2 separate regions of the Mus musculus genome follow, and region 2 is linked to region 1. The links are chromatin contacts, found by Hi-C or POLR2A ChIA-PET in ENCODE. All regions are on one chromosome and are shown on one strand. The core of a region is the stretch at or near the end of the contact, and the rest is flanking DNA. Distances in the headings are between cores, read along the strand shown. Region 1 has its middle 41 kb from the start of Hoxb1. Region 2 holds the start of Hoxb3 (homeobox B3).

Evidence for each region. A loop is a pair of places that touch in the nucleus more often than their neighbours do. ChIA-PET counts read pairs that join two places held with the same protein, here RNA polymerase II (POLR2A).
Region 2: POLR2A ChIA-PET joins it to region 1 with 15 read pairs in Patski. The contact joins the promoter of Hoxb3 here to the enhancer-like site in region 1. A Hi-C loop is called at or near these places in 5 of 37 maps with a recorded cell type or tissue (heart and mouse trophoblast stem cell). POLR2A ChIA-PET finds 5 or more read pairs at or near these places in 1 of 5 experiments (Patski).

Annotation. Positions count from the first base shown.
Region 1 is chr11:96,403,190-96,409,655 of GRCm38, reverse strand. No RefSeq gene overlaps it. Among named protein-coding and RNA genes, the nearest start is that of Hoxb1, 41 kb to the right of the region's middle. Within about 2 kb of position 1,729, at least 2 of the 3 ENCODE cell types and tissues checked have a DNase peak (open chromatin) inside an H3K27ac peak, as active enhancers do; they include heart, where a contact is called at or near this core.
Region 2 is chr11:96,320,578-96,327,164 of GRCm38, reverse strand. Hoxb3 (homeobox B3) reads right to left here and starts at 4,039. Exons shown (of 4, transcript NM_001079869.1): 1 at 3,720-4,039. It overlaps Hoxb4 (homeobox B4), which reads right to left. Exons shown (of 2, transcript NM_010459.7): 2 at 5,527-6,587.

The DNA.
Region 1 (6,466 bases), core at 480-2,979:
AATTTTTAAAAAAATGCAGAGATTACTCCAGCCAGCTCTAAGGAGAGCCCTCATTGTCTAACTCACTGGAAGTGCTAAGGAGCTGTTCTTTCATCTGGAACTACCTGGGGAGAGATTTTCTTTCCGTGAGCTTTTACATCCTCATTCATTTGAATTGGTGTTCTGGGAACTGGGCAGGGAACAGGTATTTTTATCTTACTTTAATGGATAAGCAGTAGCGTAACTGGTAAAAAAAAAAAAAAAATGGATCTCTCCTTTCTTACACTCCTCTGAGGACCCAGGGAAAGCCCAGCCATTCTTAGAGTGGTTTAAGAGAATGGTCTAGATTTTTGAGGAGGGGAAATTCTGCTCTTTCAAGAGGGGAAGGACCCACAGACCAAGAGGAAGTCAAGTCAAAACTCATGTTAAGATGCTCAAACCCCTGGACAGTCAGATGGGGCCATTGCTTTGACTGCTGTAGTTTCCTTGAAAGAGGAGAGGGGAGTTCGTCCTAACCTTCTCATTTGGGGGTAACCAAAACAAGGATTTAAAATGGATTTCAGGGTGGGGCTTAATTAACTGTAGAGGGTTTCCCTGGCATGGTAAAGGCCTGGGTTCCGGGTCCCACACTACAAGAGTTCCCAGGAGTTGTGCTTCCTCTCCGGGGCCTGCTTTCTCTTTCCTCAAGGCCTTCCCTGTGTTCCCACTCAACTTGTGGGTGGTAATAATTATTTATACCCGTCTCTGCAGCCCACATCCTCCAGGGGCCAGCTCAGATTACACCTGCCCTGATGAATCCTTCCGCTACTTTGTTATTAGATCCCCAAATTTGTCGACAGGAACAAGATCCTCCACACGGAGAAGAAGACAGCAGTAAATTAGGAGTGAGTTATCCGCCCCGCGTAATGTATATGCCCACATGTGTAAGTTAACACTCTGAGGATGACGTCATGAGCTGTCCGATGATGCAGAGCCTTGGGCTCTAGAATCCTCATTTTGCAGAAAGCGTTTTTTTTTTGGGGGGGGGGGGTTGCAGAGTTTGAGGGGACTGGGTTTTTTTCTGGGTATTAAAAACTAGTAGGTTCTTTTACTGTCTCTCTCTCTCTCTCTCTCTCTCTCTCTCTCTCTCTCACACACACACACACACACACACACACACACACACAGAGTCCTTGCCCCATCTCCCCTCCCCCACCCCGCCTCTCCAGTACAAGGACTGAATTGGAGCATGTGACTAAGTGGATAAACATTTCATTCAGAACCGCCCTAGACCATCATTGTCCAAGTTCTTTTTTAAGCATTTACCACTTTGCTCTGAAGAACAGCATAGAAGTGAATCTCCAGGCAAGAGGCCTCCAATACACCAAAGGGGGGGGGGGAGTTCCAAATTCAAACCCAGTAACAAGACTAGCGAAAGGGAGGACCGAACATAAAGCTGGAGGAGACTTCCACAAAATCACCAAGCAACGAAAGGGTGTCTTTTTCTCTACCATAAGTGACACCCGGAACTTCTTTCCAGATCAACCACAAGGAGAGAGTTTATTTGTCCGTGAAGAAGACCCTGGGCCAGGCCAGGTTCCCACAACCCAAGAAAACTCCAAGGAGGTCAGGGAAAGAGAATCCAGGCCTAGAGTCCCTCCATCCTGCTGCAGCCACATAGCACGGAATTGGCAAGGGACAGGGGCGAGGAAAGGGGAGAGTCTGGCAAGAATCAGAGCCAAAGCCGGTGGCTGGGAACCTGGAGCTTTTGGCGCACAGCGGCGGCGGCCGCTAGGGTGCAGCTGTGGGCTGATGTGGGGTCCACGCCAGTGGCGGAGCCACGCAGGAGAGGAGCTGGCAGTGACGGCGAGGTGGTTCGGTGTTGTGTTTCTACTGTAACTATAATTAGGCGGATTCTGTGTTTATTTAGGCTGAGAGCTGCAAGATAAATGACAGCTTCGAAGATGCTTTTCAGCACTTCATAAATCACCCACCGGCCCGGGCAGTTTGCTTGTGTCACGTCTCAGTTCTCCCTCTGTGCCCTGCCGGTCCCCCCATTCACCTCGGAAGAGGGCATAGTCTGGACGACCCAGGAGTCCGCGCCACAAAGGGCAGGGGGTAAAGGGGAACGTAGTGTCTGTCCTTCTCTAAGATCTCGGCGCCCCGGAATCAGTGCCCAGGAGCTGCCTGGAAAGCTGTCAGGAATAGCTTCCTCCCGAGGTGGTCCCTAGGCCCATTGGGGATGGGTTGACGGGCAGGCCTGCCCTCCTCTGGGAGAATATGGTCTCTAATCGGCTCTAACTCTTCCCCTTGCCTCACTGACACAGCTGGAGATTTACGGGAGACGCTGGAGAAATATTTATAGTACAAGGAACTGTCCTTTCCCCTCCTATGCCTGTCGGCGTGTCTCCTGGGGCTGGGGTGGAAGAGCCCATGTCTTTTCCCATTGGAAAGCATATTCTGTGGTAGCGCTTCTCAGAGGGAGTTTGGAACTCCTTAGCCATCTGAAAGAGCGAAGAATCAAAGGGCAACCCATCTCTCCTACCTAGGCCTGAAACAGTCCAAGAAGTGAGACGAGGCTTAGACTTGAAGCTTGCAAGACAGACAGAATGCAGAGGCATTACCCTAGCAGAATAGCGAACTCTGGATCAGGCACCTTTGCGGGCAGACTGTTTCCCATCCGAGCTGTGGCTAAAGGGTCCAGAATAGACCTCAGGAGCAATGGTGTGGTTTCTAAGTGTTTGACTATGAATTAGGAGACCTTCGTTCAAATCTTAGCTCTTCTCACAGTGGGAATGTGTGTTTGCTCTGACTCTGGTCTTCGGTTTCTCTTCTTCAAAATGGGGGTCAGGGCGGGGAGGGCCGATGCCAGGTATGGCCACTCAGGTCTGTTATCCCAGCCCTGGGAAAACCTAAGGGAAAGGATTGTGAGTTTGTAACCAGCAGAGGGATACCTAACTGGATTCTGTGGTCTAGGATGCAGAAGAGAAGGCAGCCTACTTTCTAGAAGAGTCTCGCTGGTGCCAATCTACTCTAAGTAGTGCCCTAGAAGGCATATAGTGTTTTGGAGATGTGGCTGTGTTTATGGTGTCGATTGTAGTTATGATCTCCCAGGTGAATACTTAGCTCCAGACTCATCAAACTGTATATACATTAAGTGCCTAAAGCTTTTTGTATGTCAAGGACACCCCCAACAAAGCAGTTTGTTTTTAAATGCTTGTCCAGGCTGGCCAGATAGCTTAGTGGACAAAGTGCCTACAGGGCAAGCATGAGGACTTGAGTTCAGAATCTCAGCACCACAGAAAGCCAGACACCGCGAACAGCATCTGTACCCCAGCACTGGAGGGGCTGGGGGGGGGTGAAGACAGGAGGATGTCTCCTGGTTTCCTGCCCAACCAGCCTAGTCAAGTTGATGGCCTCCAAATTAAGTGAGAGACCCAGTCTCAAAAAACAAAGGTGGAGAACAGCAGATGAGGATGCCCGGTATGACCTCTGACCTACATGCACAGACACACATATACACACAAACATATACATATATATATATATATATATATATATATATATATATATATACACACACACACACACACACAAATGCATGCAACACACATACAGGAAAAGAAAAAGGGATATGAAATTTGAACACCGAGCAGTGTGTTAATGGTTTCACAAATCGAATGTAGAAAATGTATTGTTGCACTTGTCCCTAAACGATGCTCTATCATGGAGAGATGACTTATGTCGTACTCAAAACGATGGCATGTTATCAGCTGTCCTCAGCCCTGACAAATTTCTTTGTGACATTATTAACAGCACAGCAGTGACAGTGAGAGGTAGCAACGTCAATACTGACAAGGTCAAGTCTTCAAAGCCAGGATCACTTTAGACTTCTCTCGCAGGCTCAGGCTATGCTGAAGAATACGGCTCTGCTCAGGGTTTGGAGGTGGAGCTTGGCTTTGGCTTTGGCTTTGGTTTGCAGGGCCTGGATCCCTCTGACTGACTTGTCTTTGTCTTCTTGCTCCTTCTGATTATTCCATTTACTCAATGTGTGTGGAATGTGCTGGTTAGATGCTTAAGACGAAAGTGAATTCTGGTTACAAATCTTTCCCTGGAGGTGTTTCTTGTCTTTTAAAGAGACACACATGAAAACAAAGCAGGCAAATGAAATCAAGTGCTGGGAGCTCAGGGACAGAATCTGCAAAGGGCACACCGCAGTGTCCTGGAAGAGGTGGTTGGAGTGCTCCCACAGTGCACCGTTCTCTACACGTTGGACAAAGAAATGCACCAGCGAACAGAAGCGCTGGAGAAAAACCCTAATCCCACAATGCTATGAGGCAGACCATCTAAATTAAAGGACGTAGGAATAAGGGGTGTACCTTCTCAAAAACAGCCCCTTGAAGCCAGAAATATACATGTGTGCCCATAGGCACCATCTTTCCTTTTGCTCTTGCTCTTAGAACATCCCAAGGCTGTACGTACCATTCCTGGAGGGGAACCATTCTTGTTCTAAAACAAGCTGAGCGGAGTAACCACATATGGAGGGCTTTTTTCCACCCATTTCATGTTTGCTGAGTCCCGCCTCCCAAGATCATTAAGAAAACAGACACCGTGAGTCACTGCATGGCTTCTAAAGAAGTTGGATGAGGATGAACCAAGTCTTTCCACCCTTCTTATGATCAAAGGCCTCCTTGCATCTTGCTGCATGTGCGACTCACTCTGCAGCTTAGGAGCTGGCGAACACAGAGGTGGCAGAAACTACAGGATTCTGCCCGAGGGCTCCAGATTTCACCAGGCACAAAGGCTGGATGAGAATTTGTGGGATCAGGCTACACAGCCCTACCCAGGTAGGGAGGGGGGGGAAATCTGTAGCTGTTTGGAGAGCGTAAGGATTGATAGTTTCCTTCTAAAAGATAGTGTACTCCTCTCATTTATGCTTTGGTGTGAGATGCTAAAATGCAGAGAGGCATGGAATAGCTGTCAGATTTACTAATGGGATCCATCTTCATAGCCCGAATCTTCAGAAAACTTCTTGCAGCAACATAATAATAATTCAACCCTCCTCTCAGAGCTTTGCTTCATTTCTGCTCTCTTGGGGAAGCAAGCAAAGAAACCAAGGCATTTCCTGTTCAGCGCTCATGTGTTCCTTTAAGATGTTCTAAAATCCCTGTCTGGTTCACTTCGGGGTTTTTTTTCCATTGTCAACAACCTCAGAGAAAACCTCAAACTCTGGCCAGCGTTTACAGAGGAACAGAAATGACTGTCATCAAGCAACCTCTTCCCGCTGACCCCTGCCTTCAAACTGGGCTCAGTCAGCATCCTTGACTTTTCCCACAGTCTGTGCTTCCGGCCAGAGAATGTAGCAAAGCCTGTTTTCCAGTGCGAGCCTGTAAGTCCCACACTCACCATCTCCGAGCAGAATTCTGCAGCTCCTGGCTGAGACCTGCACGAGAACAGAGAGACGCAGACAGTAGAATCTGCCTTGAAAATCTGGGCCAGGGAGATGATTTTTACAACTCCTTCCAGGAGGTCCTGTAATTCAAGTTTCTTAACCCATCATGCCTCTTTACCAGTCTGCCCTTGGAAAACAACAGCTAAGAGCATGAGTGAGTGCCAGGTGATTCTATTTGGCTCAACAAATATTTGTTAGGTGTCTACTGAATGCCAGGCACGATGACAAGTCCCAGCAATTACTGCTAGCAGCCTGTGCCTGTGAACTGGTTGGCCATGGTTTAGAGTTGCTGTTAGTTAGCAGAGGACAAAAGGACTGAAGACAGAGCCAAACCCTTTTCAAAGAGCATCCTATACGGCCCACCACGAGAAAGAGGCAGCAACATAAAGAGATCCTCTCTCAGCATAACTCATTGGCATTGCAGCTTAACTCGCCTTCTGAGTCATAGTGGAGCAGACAAGAGTTTGGGATCTTAAAAGGTTTGGTTCAATTCCTCCACTTAGAAGTAAACAAGTGGGTGAGCATATGACCACTGAGTCTCAGCTTCCATTAACATGGCATGAAATAATACTTGCTCTGCCTGGCAGGTGAGATACTATAGTATGGACCAGTACTCTGTGTGTGTGTGTTTGTGTGTGTGTGTGTGTGTGTGTGTGTGTGTGTGTGTGTGTGTGTGACAGACAGAGAGAGACAGAGAGAGACAGAGAGAGAGACAGAGAGAGAGACAGAGAGAGAGAGACAGAGAGAGAGAGACAGAGAGAGAGACAGAGAGAGAGACAGAGAGAGAGACAGAGAGAGAGACAGAGAGAGAGATGGTGGAGATTTCCAGTCAGTACATCTGGGTGGGCCTGAGATTCTGTGTGTCTAACATGTTCCCTGCCAATGCTTCTGAGGACAAGCTATAGATTGTGCTTTGAGTAAAAGAATACAAACCACTTGTTAGGCAAGTAGAATGGATGAAATATATGGCTATGATGGCACACGCCTTTAATCTTAAGCACTTGGGAGGTCGAGGCAGGTGGATCTCTATGAGTTCAAAGCCAGCCTGGTCTACAA
Region 2 (6,587 bases), core at 2,790-5,289, 85 kb after region 1:
CTGAGGGGGAGGGGTATACGGACTCTTTCCTTTCAAGAATAAACATAGCTAAACAAACCCCAAACTCCACAAGTTATAAGTATGAATCTTAGTCCATAGCTGGGGCAGGGGGATGGGAGGGAGGATACAAAGGGAAGTAGAAAGGCATTCCTAAGAAGCCCCGCGTTGCACATTCCCAGTCTTATCTACCTCAGCAGCTCTGGGGTAGCTGCGACCAGGCCGACAGGGCATCCGTGTAATGGAGAAGAATAAAGCCAATAGGGTAGGGGAGCCGGGGAATGAGGAGAAGGGCCTCCTCTGGTTTGTTTAGAAGGGTCTGAACCAAAAGCGACTCAATGAAGGTTAAGGACCTCTTCTTGTACCACACCCCAAAGAAACAGCCTCCCTACGTGTGCCTCGGAGGTTTCGAGGCAGCAGGACCCCTGCGGAAAGTGCTGGAAGCCTGCCCCTGCCCCACGGGGAGGGGGCGCCGGCGGGGCCCAGACTCTGTAGGGGGGGGGGGTGGTCAGCTTTGATTGTCCAGATCCAGAACACAGACTAGTATTGAATTCAGCCTGATGAGGATGAAGGCCTGCTCCAGGCTCCTGCGAGGCCACAGTCTACAAGGTCCCTAGCTACAAATCCATTAAAAGGAAAATTGTCCTTCAAAGACGAACAAGGTGGGGGTAAATGGAGGGAAAGGGGGGAGGGGCAGGGAGAGGAGAGAAGAGGAAAGGGGAGAGAGAGAGAGAGAGAGAGAGAGAGAGAGAGATCACGAAGAAATGGCAATCTTTAAAACTGAAGATAGCAATCCTTAAAACGATGAAATTATTTTTTAAGGACAAGAAAAAGGAGAGCCCTGCTACAGAAAGGAGAGGCCAGGCAGGTTCTGCTAAAGTACGCACACTCTTTTCGGATCCTGGGAAATGTCCATGTTCAAATAAACAAGCGCCTGAGCGCGAACTGAGCGCTTTCTTGCTGCGGATAAAGCGAACATTTAGACTGAGGAAAGCGAGATTGATTTACGAATCCGAACGCTCCAGTTTTATGGCCGATCACAAATCCGTCAGCGCTCAACTCACGCTGGGAAACTTCCCAACTCAGTTTTCCAATCAAAACCGCTCCGTAGTCTCACCACTTCCCAGGGAGACCCACCAGGCTGACTCCAGGACCCTAGTGGGACTAAGCAGCCTCCGGCCCAGGGTGGCGGGCAAGCAACAGAAGAGAGGGAGTGCAAAGGGCCCAGGGAACTGGGGGAGAGGTCAAAAGATTGGAAGACCTCACTCGGGGGTGGCCACGAGAGATGTGGAAGGAGAGCCCAGGCAGCCGCCAGCTCCAAAATGGTTCAGGTCTGGAAATGAGAAAAGGGGGGGAGGATCTTCCGCCGCGGTGAGACTAGGCGAAAGAACACGTTTGGGGGGACCCCAGCTTTTCCCTTCTATTGTCACCCTTCTTCCTTTTGGTGAACCCCTAATTCTCAGGGATTTTTTAACCGCACAAAACAGCTTATAAAAGTTCTACGTGACTAGGTCTTTGTCACTTGGACCTAGAGAGGGTCCCCGCGATGGACAATCGGCCCGTTCGTTATGTATCTTTACGGGCAGTAGTTGGCCATTATCAACAATATCAAAGTGTCCCAGTTTGCCTCTCTGACCACCCCTTCCTGAACCCCCCACCCCACCCCAGTCCCTCCATTTATGCCACCCGGGGACAAAGAAAAAGCCAATGGCTCCTGTTATTTCTTGTCTGAGACAAGACTCCCCAAATTACAGAAAAGATTTATACAGTGTGAGCAAGGAAGGCCTCACACGCACTCCAGCAAAGCACAGCCTCTTCCTTTCTTAAGGAGAGCAGTTCCTCTTCCCAACTAGAAAGAAAAGGCTTCTCCTCCCTTCCCTCTCCTTCCTTCCACGTGTGCTGCTACTGAGGATATTGAATGCAGAAGATAGAGCGCCAGTCACAGAAAAGGGGTCTTCACTCCAGCTTCCCCCCTTTAGCAAGTCTTCCACTTATCTCTTGACTTGAAAAGTTTCTACCAACTTTGGTTAGCAGGGAAAACGCGCGCAGAGCAACGTGCGAGAGGTCCTCCTTTCAGCTCTCTTACTCTACTGCTTATTGAGGTACACAAGAACTTAGAAAAGGAAGATTGGGGTACGGGAGATAAAGGTGTTTATAAAAACAGCTCCCTAAACAAAGGAACTTCAGAAAATAGTTGAGGGGGGGGGGAGAGAATATGAAGAAATATCTCCAAGATAGTGTCCATGGTGGAAAGCCTTTCTCTCCAGCTCAGGAATTTATTCCTCTGATCTGTGACTGGTGACTGTCTGACCTCTCAGTATTGTATTCTTTAGTTCTCCTTCCCTCAGCTCGCTTTAAAGGAGGCAGAGGGGTGGGGAGAGAGAGAGAGAGAGGGAGAGACAGAGAGGGAGAGAGAGAAAGAGAGAGAGAGAGAGAGAGAGAGAGAGAGAGAGAGAGAGAGAGAGAAGCAAATGGAGTTGGGATGGGGCTGGGGCTGAAGCCAAACCTAGGGAAGGAGCTTTATATAGACAGATCAGCACCAGTACTCCCTACCCACAGGACTTCTGGGCTAACTTAAAAAGACAAAACAAAACAAACAAAACTCTACCTTTCTTCCCAATCCACAACAATAGAAAAATGATACATAAATTCTGAGCTAGCAAAGCATTTGGGGACCACAGTGGGAATAAAGAAGCTAGGAACCCTGAAGAGGTGTGACTTTCCCTCTGGGGCAGGAAGCAAGAGCTAGCACAATGTCCAGTCTCAGAGAGGTCAAGGGGCTTCCGAGGTCATTTTGTGGTTCTAATACCAAGCTAATCGCCTAGAAAACGTGGCCTCTCCATGAACTCTTCCTCCTGCCATCCTCCCGCCTCCAAACTCTCTCTCAGTGAGGCCTCAGGGAAAAGGGGACAGCACATTCAGGTCTAATGCAGAGTCCACCAATTCCCCAGCCTGAGAAGTAAGGCCCCCAGAGGAAGAACAGAGCCCCCAACCCAGAAGCAAAAAGAAAAGAAACTGAACACGGGAGACTCCAGGAGGCCTGGAGTGTGGGGTGCATGGGATTGGGTGGGGGGTAGAACAAAAGAGAATTTCTGCTGCACCTGGTCCTGAGCAGTTTCTTTTTCAATGAGTAAAGATTTATCTAGAATCCCAAACTAGATACAAGAAGAAAACCCAACCAATTCCACTTCTATCAGTTCCAAGGATAGGAGACTCCGTCAAGAACTGGATTCCTTTTTTTTTTTTTAAAGGAGACTTCAATGACAACATCTCACTGGTAAACAGTGTAGACAATCAGGAGTCCCAGGACACAGGCACACACACACACACACACACACACACACACACACACACACACACAGAAGCTCTCCCTGTCTGCATTTTTCAAAACCAGAGAAACACTTCTGAACAGCCTCACAAACAGCCTCTCTGGTGTTTTTCAGGAGCCCTGACACCTCCGTCCTGACCAGTTCAAACACTCTCCAGGTGTCCAGGCCTCTCTCTCCTCTGTCTCCACGTCTCTCCTTTTCTCCCCAAACATCAGTCATCATAAAAGGTAGCAAACCTGCCCAAGCATCCTCCATAAAATAAAACCCCACAAAGATAGTTGAAAAAGAAAGAGGAGGTGAGAGGTTTTCTTTTTCTTTTACTTGTGAAAAGAGCCCATAAAATGATTAAAAAATAAAAAATGAAAAAGCCAGCCCAAGCCAGGGCTTTGTTACCTCTGAGCCTCTTGCCCGCTCTCGCCTGAGCTCCTCTGGTCCCGTTCATGACGAAAGGAAGGCTTCTTCCAAAACTGAGAGAAAAAAGTTTTCAACTTTATGGCTCCAAAATTTTTCCCCCTTGCCGATCCGGAGAGACGGCTAACACTTTTTTCCCCCAACAGCCGGTCTGCGGAGATTTGCTGTTGAATAATGACAAAGGAGAGAGGATACGTATTTAAAGAAAAGAAGTGATTAATGGTTTTCTGTATAATTCTCACATTTTTCTTAGCTCTTGTCTACACAGAATGGCTGTGAACTTTAAGCTCTATAGAAATCTTCGGTCCGTCCTCGGCCTCCTCCTCCTCTTCTTCTTCTCCTTCTTTTTAAAGATTCTATTCATACCTTCCAAGGAGCAGCTTTGACTTGATTCTTTAGAGACATTCCTGGGGGGGAGGCCTTATGGTTTTTAAGAACTATTTTTCCCTCAACTAAGGGTTGTCTTATCTCCTTAGCTAGAACATTACACCACAACCAAGACAAAGCTAACCCTCTCATCCTCCTCCAGGGCTACAGGCAACTCTCCCATCCTTCTTTCCTTTCTCTTTAAAAACTGGTCTTCTGGTTTCATTCTAAGGGGCATTTCTACTGCGCTGGGGATACTGGCCCGATGGGTTCTCTGGCCTACTCAGATTCCTGCTAACCTTACAGGCTAACCAGAGAAACGTAAAATAAACAACAATCAAACATGTGCAAGAGGTTGGCTCTTTATTTTCTGGAAAGAAATGGAACAATAACAACAACAACAAAAACTGAAATGACTTTTAACTGTGGAGTTTCCTGGAGGCAACGTAGCTGCATCCTGGGCCATGACAGGCTCACAGAAGCCAGGTTTAGAACTTCAGGCCTTAGAACTTCTTGGCTGTGGTACACAAAAGTGACCCAGACCTGGCCTAGGTCTCTGAGGATCACCTGCACTCCCCCCCCCCATTCCATTCTAGGGGGTTATTGGGACCTCAGAGACAGACAGCTATTTGGTCCCCAGCCTTACTTTCGATACTTTCTATGAGAAAGAAAATGAAAATTAATACAGGAGCAGGGCTTCACAAAAGAGCCCATTTGTCTTCTTGATTATCTATTTGCTTGTCAGAGTTTGAGCTATGGCACCGGCTAGTTCCTTTGTAATATAAAAATACTCAGAAACCCTGCAAACACCCAGAAACATCTGTGCAAAAAATTAGACTCATTAAAGCCTTAAACACCTCAGAGGAAAGTGATACCTTCTCATTGCGGGGAGGAAGGAGGCTGGCCTCGTGGAGTCCTTTCTCGAACTTTAATAACCAAAGAGCCGTCTGTCTAGAAGGAGACAGCTTAACTGCATTTTATTTGCTTATGACAAATAAATCCCCATATGAAAGACTTTGCCCTACTTAAGCCTCTGGTGTCCTACAATGAAACACACACACACTTACACACACACACACACACACACACACACACACACGCCTTGGGGACTGGAATCAGCCCTCCCAATCCTTGTGATTCATTTTTGGACTGAATGGGGGAATTTTTTTAAGTCTAAAACAAAACACATGCACCCCAAAGGGAAAACAAACCCAGCTTCCACAACTCAGAAGCTTCTGAGAAAGAAATTCCTAATGGAGTTTTAAAAGGAGAGAGAGAGAGAGAGAGAGAGAGAGAGAGAGAGAGAGAGAGAGAGAGAGAACTTAATTGTGAGGCCATACCCTCTAGGATGCTTGGCATACACACTGGGGGGGGGCGCACTTGCTCACACCCTTAACTTCAACATTCCAACAAAACCACGATGTGATGGTCACAAGAAACCAAACATTTATTTCTGTTGTCACTCTGTACAGGACACAAATTTTCACACCAACAAAAGGTTCTAGGCTCAGGCAGCCCCAGAGGTAGGAAGGGGCCTGGTTTTGGAATGTCAGAAAGAGAACAGGAGAGAGGACACACATGACATAAAATAATAATAATAATAATAATAATAATAATAATAATAATAATAATAATAATAAACGATGCAACAATGATAACAACGGGAGAGGGTTCTGCAACATTGTCCTTCCAGAGTAGGAGGGCCACAGTATTTTATTTCCTAATTTCACATTCATTTGTAACCTAAGAGAAGGCCTTGACTCTACTACTGTGAACTGCCCAGAAGACATTCCCAGCTCCCAGAACTCAACTGCCCCTCACCCTGCCAGGCCTAGCTGGACCTTCTAGCAGAAGGCCTTCTTGGGTGTCCCAATTGCTACCTTTCTTTTTTCATTTTCATTTATTTCTTGGGCTCGGATTTGGGAACCCACGTTGTGCAGACTGCCCTTCAATTCCCTTCTGTTCCCCCTTCTAAGTCTATGGTGGAAGGGAGTGAGCAGTCTTCCCACCCACCCCCACCCCAAAGTGGGTACAGACAGGGAGGAAAGTTATATGTGTGTGTGTTTGTTACCGTGGCCAAAACACTGTGCTATCTGGCAGTCTGAGGGTGCATTCGCTGGGTGTCAGGAGTAGGGGACAAAGAAAGAAAAATCCAGGCTGTGATCCAGCAGCGACAGCAGCAGAGGCGGCGGCAGCGGCCGAGCCTGGCCTCATTTGTTAGCCAAGTGTCGAGGTAATGGTCGCCACCGAAGCTCGCTCGCCCGTCTTCTCCTCGGCAGAGTAAACAAGACAGATGGGCCCGGGCCTGGCGTGATTAAAGATGAAGCCTGGATCCATCTTCACCAAAGCTGAAAACCAGGCGCAGCAGACTCCTCCATTTCTCTTCTGTCTTTTCCTTTCTTCCTCCTTTTCTTGCTTCCTTCCTTTCTTCTTTTTCTTTTCTCTCTCTCTCTTTCTTTCCTTCTTTCTTTCTTTCTTTTTTTT